2 separate regions of the Homo sapiens genome follow, and region 2 is linked to region 1. Evidence: read pairs that join two places in POLR2A ChIA-PET (ENCODE). Cell type or tissue: PC-3. All regions are shown on one strand. Each heading gives the region's core, and the rest is flanking DNA. Links, peaks and the distances in the headings are about the cores only.

Region 1 (8,327 bases), core at 207-8,206:
GGGAGGGAAGGATGAGAAGACAAGGATGGCAGGGAAGTGGGGAAGGGGCAAACCTGGCAATTCCAGCTTTAGCTACTGAGTTTCTCTGGAAAAAGAAAATTTCATGTGAAAGCAAGGGCATCATTGGATGTAAGGAGTTCTCTGCTATGTCATCACTCTATCCACAGCACCCAGCACAAAGGAAGCTTTTTAAAAATGCATGCTGCATGAGCATCAGTGAATTAATCCCTAAACAACTGTCCATCCTTTTTTCCATCCTCTCCTGCAGGCCCAGCTGTCCCCAGCCTAGTCAGAGAGGAGAAAGGACTTTATCCTGATCCACTCTGGGCCTGGAGCTCTCTGTAGCCAATTTGTGGCATTACTGAGGAGAAAGATGCATTTGGGATCAGCCCACATCCCAGCCCCTGCTCGGCAGGAGGGCTGATGGGGCCTCAGGCTGTGAAAGAGAAAGTCTGAAAATGGCAGAAAGAGGCTGTTAATAAAAACAGGAGGGGTGTGGCTCAGGGGCTTGTGTACATAACACATTCATTCATGCAGATTCACAAAAGCCCATCTTTTTTCAGATACGAAGATACACACTCATAAAAGCAGAGACGCACTTTAAGATCCTGATATGTGTTTCCTCCCTACCTTATCCCCAACATATATAATAAAGTCATGAAATCACACAATACCTTCCAACCTTGCTCTCCCTCCCACAGAGTGGAGTTCTCCCAGAAAGCAATGTAGCCTGGGCCCAGAGCTTGGGGAGTAACTAACACCATTTGCATTTTTCCCAGGAAATGGGAAGAGCTGGTGTGGCATGTGGCAGCCCAAGCCCTCACACATCCCACTGACTGACATTTTGACATCCTTGAATTTGGCCGGGCTGCTCTGCGGAGACAAATCTTCCCCCTGTCCCTTCCCAGACAATCTCACTTCATTCTGACGGCTCTTGGCCCTAGCCTGTCAAACTAGGTCCTTGGTCCCTGAACACAGCACAACATGGGTACCTTCACACTAGCCCCGCTTCAAGAGGAACCAGATCACTCTTCTCTGTCTCAGTACTCTCCCAACACCAGCCCCCCACCGCTTCTCTTTTTAAGAGACAGGAAGGGCTGGGCACGGTGGCTTGCACCTGTAATCCCAGCACTTTGGGAGGTCTCAGTGGGTGGATTACAAGGTCAGGAGTTCGAGACCAGCCTGGCCAAGATGGTGAAACCCCGTCTTTACTTAAAAAAAAATATACAAAAAATATTAGCTGGGCGTGGTGGCGCATGCTATAATCCCAGCTACTCAGGAGGCTGAGGCAGGAGAATTGCTTGAACCTGGGAGGCAGAGGTTGCAGTGAGCCACTATCGCCCCACTATACTCCAGCCTGGGTGACAGAGCGAGACTCCGTCTCAAAAAAAAAAGAGACAGGATCTTGCTCTGTTGCCCAGGCTGGAGTGCAGTGGTGAGATCACAGCTCACTGCAGCCTCAACCTCCTGGGCTCAAGAAATCCTCCCACCTCAGCCTCCCATGTAGCTCGGACTAGAGGTGCATGCCACCATGCCTGGCTAACCAGCACCTCTCTTTTCAGTCCCTGCCCCATATTCACTCCCTTCAAGAAGTCTTCTCTAATTAAATCTGTTTTGTTCTAAATGATCTGGCTTCTCGGCACTCAGTAAGAAAATTGCTTTCTGTTTATTGCTTGTTGTCTGAGCTGTGTCAGGTCTGACTCATGAGCGTGCCATCTCCCCTACTAGATAAAGGCTTGTTGATCCTCCAAACAGCATCCCCTCCCTTCAGGGTCTGGTAGAATTCTGCCCTCAGGGTGGACTCAACAAAAGGAGTGCCCTCACATGACATAATTGTTAAGGTTTCAAGGCTGTTGGTTTGCAGAGGATCCTGATGGAGACCAGTGGCCTTAAGAAATAGGAGCAATGACATAGAGCTGGAGCCATTTGGGTTCCAGAGCTGAGAGCCCTTCCCAGAAATGACTGTCTAATGATTAGCATGGCTTGAGTAGAGAGCAGCCCCTCATCTGGTTTCAAAGGCAGAATATGCCTCCTGCTTATTTCCTTGAATTCCCTAGAAGAGTCTCCTATGCCAGGGAGAGTGTGGGACAGAGCCAGCCAGGTGAGAGTGCAGGGGAGGCCCTGGAAGGCAGGAGCCAGAGGCAGAGGAACAGAGGGAAGAAGGGGGAGGAAGATGACAGAAAGAAAGTGGGCTTGGGAAAAAGAGTCATAACAAAGGAAGAGAAACGGAAAGGGAAGAAAGATAAAAACTGACAAGAAAAATAAAGGAGGCTGGGCGTGGTGGCTCACATCCATAATCCTAGTGCTTTGGGAGGCCGAAGCGGGAGGAGGAGGATCGCTTGAGGCCAGGAGTTCAAAAGCAGAGAGAGGAATTGGGGGGCGGAGGGGATGGGGGTGATGGTGTGGGGAAAGAGAGAGAGACATTTTCTTACGGAAATTCTTAGTCTGGTCTAAGTCCTAAGTCCTTCATAAGGGCATTTGTTTTGGGAAGAGAGGAATGAGCAAGGAAAAGAGGATAGTGGAAAGGTTCTCTGGAGCCTGCTTCTCTCCCGAAGGCCTGATTTCCCCCAAAAGGCAACAGACATCTCTTCCCTGACTGATGGCTCAGACAGTGGGGTCTGTGAGGAGGGTGGAAGGAGCAGGAACTATCCAACCAGAGCATAGAACACTGAGCAGGACATCAGGGCCATTGTCCAGACCCCAAAGCCAGTGGTCTCCCTCCTGACACAGTCAGGACTTGTTAGCTGAACAAGGGAAAGAATGCCTTCTCCCTGACAAAGCTGGAGGAAGGGCTGGAAGCAGGATGGGGCCTGGGTTGTGTTGGCATCTTGGGAATCTCTCTTTAAAATTTCAGAGTTAGACCAGAGCAGCACCTTGTCCGGTAGATTACTGAAGTCTTGCCTAGAGGCTGGGGGAAGGAAGACAGGACCTCTACAGGTCACTAGGTACAAATGTATTATAAACGATTCAGACATACAAAGAGATACAAAGAATAGCATTAATGAGTGTGAAGCCCTGCTTAAGTAAACCACTGCTGCCACCCCCGAAGGTCCTGCTTATGCTCCTCTTCCTCCCCAGGTGACCGCTATTCTGAACTTGGCATTTATCCCTCTTGGGGAATTCTCTACCCTAGGATTCCTGCCTCTCCTCTGTTAGCCTCTGGCATCCCCCCAGCTCCCTCACATCAGGACTCCATTCATCCAGTGCTGCCTGATCGGGCTCCCCCTCCTGCCTGGCCTCTCTCTCCCTGCCGGGATGGCTGAGTAGACAATCAATATTTATGTGAAGCCACCAGGCCTAGCTTCCACAGGGAGGCCCAGCAGACAGAGGCAGAGAGTTGCCATCCCCAGCGTGGGCGGGTTTCAACTCAGACACAAAGCAAGTGAGGAGCCGTGCCGGGCCCAGGTGCCTGGCGTCTCTGGCTGGGCTGAGGCTTACAGGAGCCGGGAGCTGGCCAGACCCTGAGACTCCAGCCCTCATGCCTGGGGCCTCACATCTCATTCTGACAGCTCCTCCCATTCCTGCCTGAGGTTCATAGCTCTTGCCTGTTGACTCTGGTGATTGACCAGGTGAAATCCCTAAGTAAGGCTGGGGGATGGGGTGGGGGGCAGGGAAGTTGGGGGCTGGGAGGAGAATAAGAAGCAACTTATTCACTCCCAGGGTACAAGGCAGCACCACAGCTGTCTGGCTGGTGGGGACTTTGGAGAGCAGTCTATTTGCATTCCAGGGCTCCAGGCCACCCACCAGCAGCCCCCTCCTCTCCAGATGTTTATACATCATGTTCCTGGAGACCCTGCTCTCCAGCATTCTACCTGGGTCACCCCTCCTCTTCTCAGAGTGGCCTCTTGCTTCTGGTCCAGGTTCCGTCTTCCTCAGGAAGTCTCTCTTGGTTAAGCCTCCCTGGCTCTTACTACTTATCCCCCTACATTCCGTCCATTCTCACATGATCAACTGGCACAATGGTCATTTCCTCTTATGAAATTTCAGCCTGTGTGCTGTGAAGTAGCTTTCCTTCCTCTACAAGCTTCTGGATAGCAGGGACCATGGCTGATCCATCTTGGGCGTCTCTCGCAGCCCTTTTCACAAGTGGCTCCGTAAGTGCTAAAGGACCAAATGACCTCTGAAGGTTTCTCAAGAATGGGGCTGCTCATGTCTTATCTTTTCTTGGAGCCAATAAAGGCATACCCATTCTTGATTGTTGAGTGAGTGGAGAAAACTCCCAGAAAAATCACTGCAGCTGACCACTCAATCTCCTTTTCCCACACACTGCTCACCTGCCCACCCCTAGGCCCCCCAAGCAGCAGAAGCACCCACCATGCTGGCATCACGCCGCTATGAAGCCCCTGGCTGATCTTGTTTGGGTTTCAGGAGACTGGTTTGAGGGCTTCTGTACTCATTTATCAGTCTCCACAATGTTTGTAAAAACCACCCAGAATGACAAAGGCAAGATTTCTGCAGCTTTCCTGCTTCCACACTCACAGTTTTACCAGATATTTGATCTTCACAGGTGGATCTCTATTATACAGGTGAGGAAACTGAGGCTTACAGATGGAGCAATTGATCTGGAGCTCCCAGTGTGGACGCAGGTCTTCTGACTCTAGTCTACCACACTGCCCCGACACCGCTCAGCCCCTCTCACCCTCTGACATAGCTCTCACAAACCATCACAGGAAAGGTATCTCCGCCTTTGGGCTGGATACAAAGGTCTTTGAAGATGATTCAAAGCTGGATGCAAGAAAGGAGAAGACTGAGAAGGTCTTTAGGTCTGTGCAGGGCCGCGGCTGCCCTTGGGGTTTCTTGCCACCAGGTGGGGCATAGCAGTTCCTAATAGAGGCCAACTCTGTCAGGCAAGAGGGTTGCCACTAGTGAGCCAGTGATCTTTGCCTGGTGATCTCCACACTTCCTTCCATCCACCAGTAACTAGGACAACGTCATAGACGGTCAAGCAGCACAGATACACTCTGGGAGGCCCTGAGGCCTTCAAGAATCAGCAAGGCCTCCCTAAGCTTAGTCAGACATGAGCAACACTCAGGCTTTCCTTCCCTTGGGTTTTTCCAGGGACCAGGTGGTTACAGCTGCCACATTCTGAGGACTTAGCACAGAGCCCCTCTGCTAAGCACACACCTACATCATCATATAACTTCCTCACTAAAAGAATTCATGAGGAAAGTGTATCCTTGTTTACAAATGAGCCAGTGGGGGCCAGGCACGATGGCTCATGCCTGTAATCTCAGCACTTCGGGAGGCCGAGGCGGGTGGATCACCTGAAGTCAGGAGTTCGAGACAAGCCTGGCTAACATGGTAAAACCCTGTTTCTACTAAAAATATAAAAATTAGCTGGGTGTGGTGGGGTGGCACGTGCCTGTGATCCCAGCTACTCAGGAGGCTGAGGCAGGAGAATGCTTGAACCCGAGAGGCAGACGCTGCAATGAGCCAAGATTGTGCTATGGGTGACAAGGCAAGACTCCGACTCAAAAAAAAAAAAAAGGAGCCAATGGGACACAACAAGGTTAAGTAACTTGTCTGAAGACTTGTAGCTAGTGAGTGGCAGTGTACCCAGGTCTTTCTTGTGTGTGTGTGTGTGTGTGTGTGTGTGTGTGTGTGTGTGTGTTTTGAGACAGAGTTTCGCTCTTGCTGCCCAGGCTGGAGTGCAATGGAGTGATCTAGGCTCACTGCAACCTCTACCTCCTGAATTCAATTGATTCTCCTGCCTCAGCCTCCCGAATAGCTGGGATTACAGGCACACACCACCACGCTCGGCTAATTTTGCATTTTTCGTAGAGACAGGGTTTTTCCATGTTGGTCAGGCTGGTCTTGAACTCCCAACCTCAGGTGATCCACCCACCTCGGCCTCCCAAAGTGCTGGAATTACAGGCGTGAGCCACTGAGCCAGATCCCAAACCCAGGTCTTTCTAAAGCTAATCTCTACAACCTCTCCACTATGCTGCTCCCTGTAAGCCTTCCTACTCATTAGGACTGCATTCCTTCTTGTGAATTAAATTAAAAACAAAACAAAACAGACTGCATCTTGACTAGGCCAGGAAATTTACATTTTGTTTGGCTTTGTTTTTGTTTTAGATGGGGTCTTACTCTGTCACCGAAGCTGGAGTGCAGTGGCACGATCTCAGCTCACTGCAGCCTCTGCCTCCCATGCTCAAGTGATCCTCCCATTTCAGCCTCCTAGGACCACAGATGCAAGCCACCATGCCTGGCTAATTGTTTGTATTTTTGGTAGAGACAGGGTTTTGCCATGTTGCCCAGGCTGTTACTTTTTTTTTTCTTTTTCAATAGAAACAGGGTCTTGCTCTGTCGCCCAGGGTGGAGTGTAGTAGCTCACTGCAGCCTCAAACTCCCAGGCTCAAGTGACTCTCCCAAGTAGCTGGGACTACAGGCACACACCACCACATCTGGCTACTTTTTATAATTTTTTGTAGAGATGGGGTCTCATTATGTTGCCCAAGCTGGTCTCAAACTTCTGGCCTCAAGTGATGCTCCCACCTTGGCCTCCCAAAGTGCTGAGATTACAGACGTGAGCCACTACACCAGCCTATTTTTAATTGTTATTCTTTGTTTTTAATAAGTCATATGTTCAAATAATTTATAAGTTACCAAAAATTATCTTATTAAAAGTCTTGGCTTATGCCTGTAATCCTAGCATTTTGCAAGGCCAAGGCAGCAGGATTGCCAAGGCAGCAGCAAGGCCAACTTGAGGTCAGGAGTTCAAGACTAGCCTGGCCAACATAGCGAAACCCTGTCTCTACTAAAAATACAAAAATTAACCAGGCGTGGTGGTGCAGGCCTGTAGTCCCAGCTACTCAGGAAGCTGAGGCAGGAGAATTGCTTGAACCCAGGAGGCAGAGGTTGCAGTGAGCTGAGATCGCTTCCCTGCACTCCAACCTGGGCGACAAAGTGAGATGAAAGAAAGAAAGAGAGAGAGAGAGAGGAAGGAAGGAAGGAAGGACTTCCAGTCTCCTTTTTTTTTTTTTTTTTTTGAGACAGAGTCTCGCTCTGTCACCCAGGCTGGAGTGCAATGGCACGATCTGGGCTCACCGCAACCTCCGCCTCCTGGGTTCAAGCGATTATCCTGCCTCAGCCTCCCGAGTAGCTGGGATTACAGGCGTGTGCCACCATGCCCGGCTAATTTTTCTATTTTTAGTAGAGACGGGGTTTCACCATGTTGGCCAGGCTGGTCTCGAACTCCTGACGTCAGGTGATCTGCCCACCTTGGCCTCCCAAAGTGCTGGGATTATAGACATGAGCCACTGCGCCCGGCCTTCCTTCCAGTCTTGATTCCCAAGCATATACTCACCCTTCCCAGAAGCAACTGATGTTGCCGGGCACGGTGGCTCACGCCTATAATCCTAGCACTTTGGGAGGCCAAGGTGGGTGGATCATCTGAGGTCGGGAGTTCGAGATCAGCCTGACCAACATGGAGAAACCCCGTCTCTACTAAAAATACAAAAAAATAATTAGCTGGGCATGGTTGTACATGCCTGTAATTCCAGCTACTCGGGAGGCTGAGGCAGGATAATCGCTTGAACCCGGGAGGCGGAGGTTGCGGTGAGCCCAGTTCGTGCCATTGCACTCCAGCCTGGGCAACAAGAGCGAAACTCCGTCTCAAAAAAAAATAAAAAAATAAAGCAACTGATGTTACTATCTCCTGAATGTCCTTCCATATATACATTATGCAAAACAAGTAATTCTGCATAAATATTCCTTCCCTCACTCTTTCTACACAGATGACAAGATATTATACACATCACTCTGTGCTTGAATTTTGTACTAAACAATGAGTTCTGGGGATTATCCCATATCCAGACATAAAGTGTCTTTCATTTCTCTTGATGACTGCAGAGTATTCCATTGTTGACAAATCCATTTAACCAGGCTTCTATGATGGATGTTTAGGTTGTTTCCAATCTTTTGCTATTAAAAAGAATGTGACAGTGAGAAACTTTGTGTATAGTGTCATTTTGCACATGTGCAAGGCCATCTGTAGGATAAATTTCTAGACATGAAACTGCTGAGTAAATAGGCTCTGGAATTAAACACTCCCAAAGTGAGGCAGAATCAAATGGGGGAAGAATAGACTGGTGCCTTTTATCCTGTCTGTCACTTCCCAGCTGTGCGATCTCAAGCAAGGTAGCCTCTCTATGCCTTGGTTCCTAGTCTGTGAAAGTGCTTGCCTTCTTGGAAAGTAGCTGCCAGGGTTCAAGTCAAAGGGGTAATATATATATATAAAGTGCCCAGCATGAAGCCTGGCTTAGAGGGTTACTAAACGATAGAGAAATGATCATTTTCCTTGTTCCCCAATCCTGGGGAGGAGG
Region 2 (8,327 bases), core at 116-8,115, 70 kb after region 1:
TTTGGGAGGCTGAGGCGGGTGGATCACAAGGTCAGGAGATCGAGACCAGCCTGGCCAACATGGTGAAACCCCGTCTCTACTAAAAATACAAAAATTAGCTGGGCGTGGTGGTGTGTGCCTGTAATCCCAGCTACTGAGGAGGCTGAGGCAGGAGAATTGCTTGAACCCAGGAGGTGGAGGTTGCAGTGAGCCGAGATCGCGCCACTGCACTCCAGCCTGGGTGACAAAGTGAGACTGCGTCTGAAAAAAAAAAAATTAGAAGGTGAATATAGTAATTGGAGTTTAAGTGTTCTAAGGTCCTTATATTTTCTAGGGAAAAAATTAAAGATATTGCTTATTAGAAGTCTTTATGTTAAGATTTCTAGGCTAATACTAAAAAACTTGGTATAATATAACTTCCAAACTAGCAGAGGGGAAGAAAAATGAAAAGGAAACACAAATGAAAATGATAGAAAATGTGTCAGTTAAAAAAAAATTTATGGTTGTGATATCGAAGAAAATAATAAAGATTACCATTTCTTGAGTAGCTCTTGTATTAATCACTTTGAATCATTAATCTTTATAATTTCATGTAATATATGTCAGAATGACAAGCCCAAAGCAGGTATTTAAAAATTATAGTTTCTGGCCAGGTGCAGTGGCTCACACCCATAATCCCAGCACTTTGGGAGGCAGAGGTGGGAGGATCACTTGAGCCCAGGAGTTTGAGACCAGCCGAGACCACACAGCAAAACGTTGTCTCTACAAAAACATTTGAAAATTAGCCAGGCATGGTGGCACACCCCTGTAGTCCACAAAGGAGGCTGAGGTGGGAGGATCACTTGAGCCCAGAGGCTGAGGCTTCAGTGAGTTCTGATCATGCCACTGCATTCCAGCCTGAGTAACAGAGCAAGACCCTGTCTCAAAAAATAAAAATAAAAATTAGCTAGGCATGTGGGGGAAGCCTGTAGTTCTAGCTACTGGGGAGGCTGAAGCGGGAAGATTGCTCCATCCAGCCTGGTTGGCAGGGTGAGACCCTGTTGCTAAAAAAAATATATAAAAAGCTGGGTGTGGTGGCTCACGCCTGTAATTCCAGCACTTTGGGAGGCCAAGGCAGGTGGATCACAAGATCAGGAGTTCAAGATCAGCCTGGCCAAAATGGTGAAATCCTGTCTCTACTAAAAACACAAAAATTAGCCGGGCGTGGTGGCAGGTGCCTGTAATCTCAGCTACTCGGGAGGCTGAGGCAGGAGAATCGCTTGAACCTGGGAGCTGGAGGTTGCAGTGAGCCAAGATTGTGCCACTGCACTCCAGCCTGGGCGGCAGAGCAAGACTCCATCTCAAAAAAAAAAAAAAAAAAAGAAAGAAAGAAAGAAAGAAACTTGTCCAAGGTCACAGAGCTTGGATTCCAATCCAAGTATTTGAAATTCAACCCAAGCTACTTTTCCCTTTACCATGTGGTAGATTTTTTCTCTCTAATGCCAAAACATCATGTAACAGCCAAGACCATGAGTTTTTTGGACCTGGGTTTATGGTCCAGTTTCACCACAAGTTAACTGCAGAGCTTTAGGCCTCAGTTCCTTCAGTTGTTGAAAGAGGATAAAAATAGCTATCACAAAAGGTAGTAGGTTGGAAGATCGTGAGAATGCACGCCATTGGGGTGAGAATGTATCACTTGGGGTGGTGGAGATAAAAAATGAGGTCCCAGTTCAATGTAACAGCCGATGAATAGGCTCCTAGGGAGCAGTAAGAAGAGAACGGAGGTGGGGGGTGGGGGGAGGCCTGGGCACAGTGGCTCACGCCTGTAATTCCAGCACTTTGGGAGACCGAGGTGGGCAGATCGTGAGGTCAAGAGATCGAGACCAGCCTGGCCAACATGGTGAAACCCCATCTCTGCTGAAAATACAAAAATTAGCTGGGCATGGTGTGAGCACCTGTAATCCCAGCTACTTGGGAGGCTGAGGCAGGAGAATTGCTTGAACCTGGGAGACGGAGGTTGCAGTGAGCCAAGATCGCACCACTGCACTCCAGCCTAGCAAGGGTGAGACTCTGTCTCAAAAAAATAAATAAATAAGAAGAAGAGCACAGGGACTGGGCACGGTGGCTCATGCCTGTAGTCCCAGCACTTTGGGAGGCCGAGGCAGGCGGATCACTTGAGGTTAGGAGTTCGAGACCAGCTTGGCAACATGGTGAAACCCTGTCTCTACTAAAAATACAAAAATTAGCCGGGCATGGTGGGGTGGCCCTCTAGTTCCAGCTATTTGGGAGGCCGAGGCAGGAGAATTGCTTGAACCCAGGAAGCAGAGGTTACAGTGAGCTGAGATCGCGCCACTGCACTCCAGCCAGAGCAACAAGAGAGAAACTTTGTCTAAAAAAAAAAAAAACTTTCCCAAGGTCAAATGGGTAGTGATCTGGGATTTGGGCTGTCTGTCCACAGAGCTTATGCTCTTAATCTCTGCACCATACTTTAAGAGGTGAATGATCACTGAGAAAGAGAGCTCTCATGTCTGGAAAGCACCTCAAAGGCAATATTATGAAAAAAGTGTGGCTTCTGCCAAAGTCGGGTTTGGATTCTGGCTTGGCTTCTTACTGTGTGAGCCTAGACAAAGTATTTAGCCAGTTTTCTCCTCTGTAAAATGGGAGTGATACGACCCATTTCCCAAGGTTGTTGAGAGGATCAAATGAGATACTAATACAGAGTGATCAAAAAGCCTGGAGACTTAGTTCCCCATCTTGGGTCAGGAAAGCCTTAGCTGTACCTGCTGTAACCAGGTGCCTGTGTTCTCTGAGCTGATGATGGGGTGACTTTGGGAGAGGAGAGGATGAACACAGATGCCTTTCTCCTGCTCTTTGAAAAGGTGATTTGTCTACCCTATGCCCACCACCCTCAATGCACTCCCACCATTGTCTCCTACCACACACAAGCATGCTGCATGGTATTCAGAAAGCCCAGTCTGTTTCTCCACCCCTTTGCCTTGTCACTCAGCTTTGCCAGGTCCCTTGAGTTCTTTGATGTTGTGCCAGGCTCTGTGTGGGCTCCCAGCCCTGGGCGTGTCTGTGGTGACTGACCTGTGCCCCACTGGCCTCCACCTCCATTACCACAATGGATCTGAACTCTCGGTGACAGCAGCTGCTGGTCCACATCTGGAATTTAGCTCTGCTCTTCCCTTCTCCACCCTTCTCACCTGTCTATACCAGGATGACTCTTCCATCTGCTCTTCTTCCTTCTCCTATTTTTATTTATTTATTTTACTGTGATAAAATATACAGAACATAAAATTTGCCATCTTCACCTTTTTTTTTTTTTGAGATGGAGTCTCACTCAGTTGCCCAGGCTGGGGTGCAGTGGCACGATCTCACTGCAAGCTCTGCCTCCGGGTTTCACACCATTCTCCTGCCTCAGCCTCCCGAGTAGCTGGGACTGCAGGTGCCTGCCACCACGCCCGACTAATTTCTTTTTGTATTTTTAGTAGAGACAGGGTTTCACCGTGTTAGCCAGGATGGTCTCGATCTCCGGACCTCATGATCCACCCGTCTCAGCCTCCCAAAGTGTTGGGATTACAGGCATGAGCCACCGCTCCCAGCTTATCTTAACCATTTTTAAGTAGACCGTTCAGTGGTACTAACTACATTCCCAGTGTAGGTTTCCCATCACCATCATCCATGTCTAGAACTTCTCCTTCATCCCAAACTGAAACTCTGTACCCATTAAACAATAATGCCCATTCCCCACTCCATCCAGCCTGTGGTAACCTCCACTCTACTTCCTGTCTCTATGAATTTGCCTATTCTACATACTTCATATGAATAGAATTATACTGTATTTGTTTGTGTGTGTGTGACTGGCTTATTTCACTTAGCATAATGTTTTCAAGGTTCATCCGTGTGGCAGCATGTGTCAGAACATCCTTCCTTGAATAATAATTCCATTGTATGGATGTGCCACACTTGTTTGTCCATTCATCTGCCCATGGAGGCCCTCCTTTTTTAAATCACATTTTTTGGGTATATCATAATTTGCAGTAATATGAAGAGAATAGCCTACTCTTTCCTTGTAGCAGGAAACTGAGGAGGGTCACTCTCCCAGATAGTGGAAGGCAGGTGGAATTGAGTGTGCTGTTTATAAACTCTGTCCTGAGGTTTTACTCTTCCAGAGGTCTCTTTTCTCGACAAATACTTAATGCGCATGACATCACCTGAACCCAGAAGTGCTAGCTAGAGAGAAGTGATTATCTGGGGCCAGAACCTTGCATTTGCTTGCCTTCCTAGGGAAAGACCCTATTGTTAACCCTGGAGATTCCCTCCTTTCAATGCTGAAGGCCTTTAAAGGGTCTAGAGACTGTAGAGCAACATTTTGTTTCCTGTTTATATTTTTTGGGTTTGTGTTTGCTTTTGTTTTTTGCATTTCTTCCCCTTGTCAGTCTTTGTCCTTCCTGGTCCTGATGCACTTCAATATTTCTGGATGTGCTGTACTATAATCATAGGCCTTCTTAATATGGGTGTATCCTGTCTTCTTTATTTAGAATTCTGCGGACTGGGAATTCCCTAAGGGAAAGAGCCTTCTTCCTTTCTTTTTCTAATCTTCCTCCACCCTTTTTTGTTCTCCTCCCTTTTGTACCTCCACAACACACCAGGAGGTGTACCGCCTCCATCTAGACCACAAACTGTACTCTCAGGGTACCCATGGCCAAGAAGAATGACACACACACACATCACACATACATTCAGCATGTCTCACTGTTACCTCTGAGAGGAAGTAGGAGAACCTATATTAATCCTCTGAGCTCATCAGGACAGGAATCCCCAGCTCCAATGTCCTGGGTTGGGCCTAGAATTATCCCACTATTTTCTACAGGCTGCTCTCTCTCTCTCTTTTTTTTTTTTTAAGCAAGGTCTTGCTCTGTCACCATGCTAGAGTGCAGTGGTGTGATCATAGCTTACCGCAGCTTCAAACTCCTGGGCTCAAGCAATCTTCCCTCCTCAGCCTCCTAAGTAGTGGGGACTACAGGCACATGCTACCACACCCAGCTAATTTTTTATTTTTTGTAGAGACGGTGTCTCACTGTATTGCCCAGGCTGGTCTCAAACTCCTGGCCTCAAGCGATCCTCCTGCCTCGGCCTCCTGAGTCTCTGGGATTACAGGCATGAGCCACTGTGCCCAGCCTCTTCTCTCCAATTTCTTTTAGGACCTTGTAGTATGGAGTATGCCTTAGCTTCTTCTAGGCTCTTCCTGTGGTTGCATGGCCTTAACTGAGTGAGTCACTTCACCTTTAAGACCATATGCTCTAAAATCTGTCAAAGAATGATATTGTCAGTCCTGTCTATCTTAAAAGATTGTTGCAAAGATCAAATGTCAGAGTGCTTTGAAAACTGTGAAGCATTATCCACATGTGAGTTCTTAACAGAGTTCCTTTACTCTCATGAACTCTTTCTGTCTTTTTACTTAGTCTTGCTGACACCACTTAAAAAGGAACCTCAGACAGATAGATTCCCCAGATATAGCTGCAAAAATTAGAGATTCTGGAGAAGTCTGGGAATGGGGAGTACCAATGTCCTCCTGGTACACAGAGCCAAGGGTCCAGATCCAGGACTGGAAAGTATAGGAACACGGTGGCCAGAGGCACGGGGAGGCTCTGACAGAGGGGCAGGAGCAGTTTGCCTCCACTGTTCAGTGGCTTCTTAAGATACTTGATCTTCATCCAAGGGCAAGGGCCTTTGCACATGAAAAAAGTAATAATCCTTTCAACTTTGGTATGGGGTAGATGACTTTTTGATCCCCATTTTTTTAGATGAGGAAATGAAGGCTCAGGGAGAATGGATTTGGAGGAGGTTTGGCTGAGAGGCACTGGTGCTACTTGGGAAGGACTTCATGGGAGAGCCTGTGAGCTGTGAGGGGCAGGAGCCTGGCCCGGGTGCAGGGGCCCCACGGGGCTGGCCACTTTGACATCTTCAGCTCTGGCTCTGGTGCATCCCCATGTCAAACTGGATTCACTACTGGTTTTCTTCCTTAGATATTTTTCAGGATTTGGTGACCCAAGGGAATGCCAGGTTGACAGTTAACTGCACCTGCTAGTCCTTAAGGTACTTTTATTTTATTTTATTTTATTTTTGAGACAGAGTCTCGCTCTGTCACCCAGGCTGGAGTGCAGTGGCGCGATCTTGGCTCACTGCAAGCTCCGCCTCCCGGGTTCACGCCATTCTCCTGCCTCAGCCTCCCGAGTAGCTGGGACTACAGGCGCCTGCCACCGCGCCTGGCTAATTTTTTGTGTTTTTAGTAGAGATGGACTTTCACCGTGGTCTCAATCTCCTGACCTCGTGATCTGCCCACCTCAGCCTCCCAAAGTGCTGGGATTACAGGCGTGAGCCACCGCACCCGGCCCTTAAGGTACTTTTAAAGATTTTAGAAAGGTGAATATAGCCCACAGGAGCAAGGCCCATCTGGCAAAACTTAGGGTGGATTTCATCTCCCAAACCACCTCCTTACCTGGTGCCCATGTTCAGGGCACATGCTACCTGACTGTATGTAGCAGCTCTGAAAAGAGAAGGTTCCCCTCTGCTCAGGGTGAGCCCTTAGTGGGAGGCCCACGCTGTGATGAGCTCTCTCCTGCAGCAGCTTGATGGCCACAAGCTGGCAGCAGGGGAAACCCTAGAGGTTTTGGGTAGGCACAGGCTAGCAGGCGTGGGAGATGTTTCTGCCCTTCCTTTGACACCCAATACAGATTTCTTTGCCTCAGGTGTCTCTGCCCCTGTCCTGCTTTCCTGTCAAGATTGTGTAGCCTTGGCCGGGCTCGGTGGCTCACGCCTGTAATCCCAACACTTTGGGAGGCCAAGATGGGCGGATCACGAGGTCAGGAGTTCAAGACCAGCCTGGCCAATATGGTGAAACCCTGTCTCTACTAAAAATACAAAAATTAGCCAGGCACAGTGGTGCGTGCCTGTAGTCCCAGGTACTCAGGAGGCTGAGGCAGGAGAATCACTTGAACCCGGGAGGCGGAGGTTGCAGTGAGCCGAGATTCACAGCACTGCACTCCAGCCTGGTGACAGAGCTAGACTCCATCTCAAAAAAAAAAAAAAAAATTGTGTAGCCTTTTTATCCAGTGCTCAGCACAATATTTTGCTAATACATGCTTAAATGTAAAATGAGGGGATTTGTTTAGACTTTTCCATCTACGTGGCTATGATTATGGGATTCTTGTTTGATGTAGTTGGTGGGAAAAGCAGAGGACATGCTCCCTGAAAAGACCAGGAACTTACTGGCTAGTATTGTTACTGGTGATAAAATTGTGACAGGTCTGACCTGCCTCCTAGCTTGTGGTCAGCCTACCTGCTTTGAGAAGGTGGTGGAGCATACGTGGTAATTAACCTACAGTGGTGCCACAGTTGCTGCTTCTGGGTAGAGCAGAGCGGTGAGCAACTCTGTCTCCTTTCCAAGCTGGCACCAGCTCAGGAGGAAGCATCCAAGGGGATTCTCATAAGCCACAGAGAACTGCCCATGAGTATGAAAGGGAATTCCTGGGCCAGGTGGCCACACTCAGCTGACAGCTCCTGCTGGGAGGAATGGTAGCATTTTGGTTTCTTACAATGTTCTCCATCTGGCTCCTTTGAAATGAGAGTTGAAAGGGTCCTGACCAGGGGACCTGCAGGAGGTGGACAGCAAGGCAGGCCTCAATTCTGGAAACAGCACCTCCACACATCACTTCTGGGGATAATTATCTCATCTGCCCTCTTTCAGGCAAAACTCAGAGTCTTTGGAGGGCCTTCGCTTTCCCAAAGTAGCTTAATTTTGGCCCCCGTTCTTCGTGCCTCCTAGGTTTTGTTGGGTGGACATTTAACATAGTAGAAAGCTGACTCCTCTTCCTATTAACCTCCTAGGTTTATCTCACCATCTGAATAGGGCCTTATAATCCTACAAATGAGGCCTCTCTCCCTATGCTCACCAGGAAAAATTGAACTCTCAAGACTGTCCATTTTCTTTGCCCTGTTATGGAAACTTCTCTTCCTTTTGCCATATCCCCCTCTTATCTTGGCTCTTGAAACTATTCCCTTAGGAAGAAAAAGGCAGTTCCCTTCCTGCCCTTCTTTTGAACCAAACTTCTGTTTGTGGTCTTGGAAACCATGACAACCTGGCCTAAGAAGCCACTTTGACCATCTTGGAAGTTAATATTTCAGTGCTGTGTACTCACAATTGTGAGCTCTCTAGCACCTTTTTGCTTTTGTTTTGTTTCGTTTTAAGATAGGGTCTCACTTTGTCATCCAGGCTGGAGTACAGTGGTGCCATCTCCACTCACTGCAACCTCTGCGTCCCAGGTTCAGGAGATCCTCCCACCTCAGCCTCCAGAGTAGCTGGG

Evidence for each region. Peaks named below come from ENCODE experiments on the same cell type or tissue, not always from the same donor. Only the 100,000 strongest peaks of a DNase experiment are listed, where the experiment ranks them.
Region 2: POLR2A ChIA-PET joins it to region 1 with 10 read pairs; 10 of 35 experiments call an interaction of 5 or more read pairs at or near these places.

What each region holds. Positions count from the first base shown.
Region 1 is chr1:203,589,008-203,597,334 of GRCh38, forward strand. No RefSeq gene overlaps it. Among named protein-coding and RNA genes, the nearest start is that of ATP2B4, 34 kb to the right of the region's middle. RefSeq lists a silencer at 4,720-4,869. In PC-3, for the core only: a CTCF peak has its summit at 4,799 (motif pointing right); DNase peaks (open chromatin) are centred at 1,744 and 5,054; H3K4me3 peaks cover 859 bases; H3K27ac peaks cover 3,034 bases.
Region 2 is chr1:203,658,761-203,667,087 of GRCh38, forward strand. All of the region lies in intron 1 of ATP2B4 (ATPase plasma membrane Ca2+ transporting 4), which reads left to right. Among named protein-coding and RNA genes, the nearest start is that of ATP2B4, 36 kb to the left of the region's middle. In PC-3, for the core only: CTCF peaks have their summits at 4,595 and 4,795; DNase peaks (open chromatin) are centred at 3,001, 4,701 and 5,221; H3K4me3 peaks cover 761 bases; H3K27ac peaks cover 3,632 bases.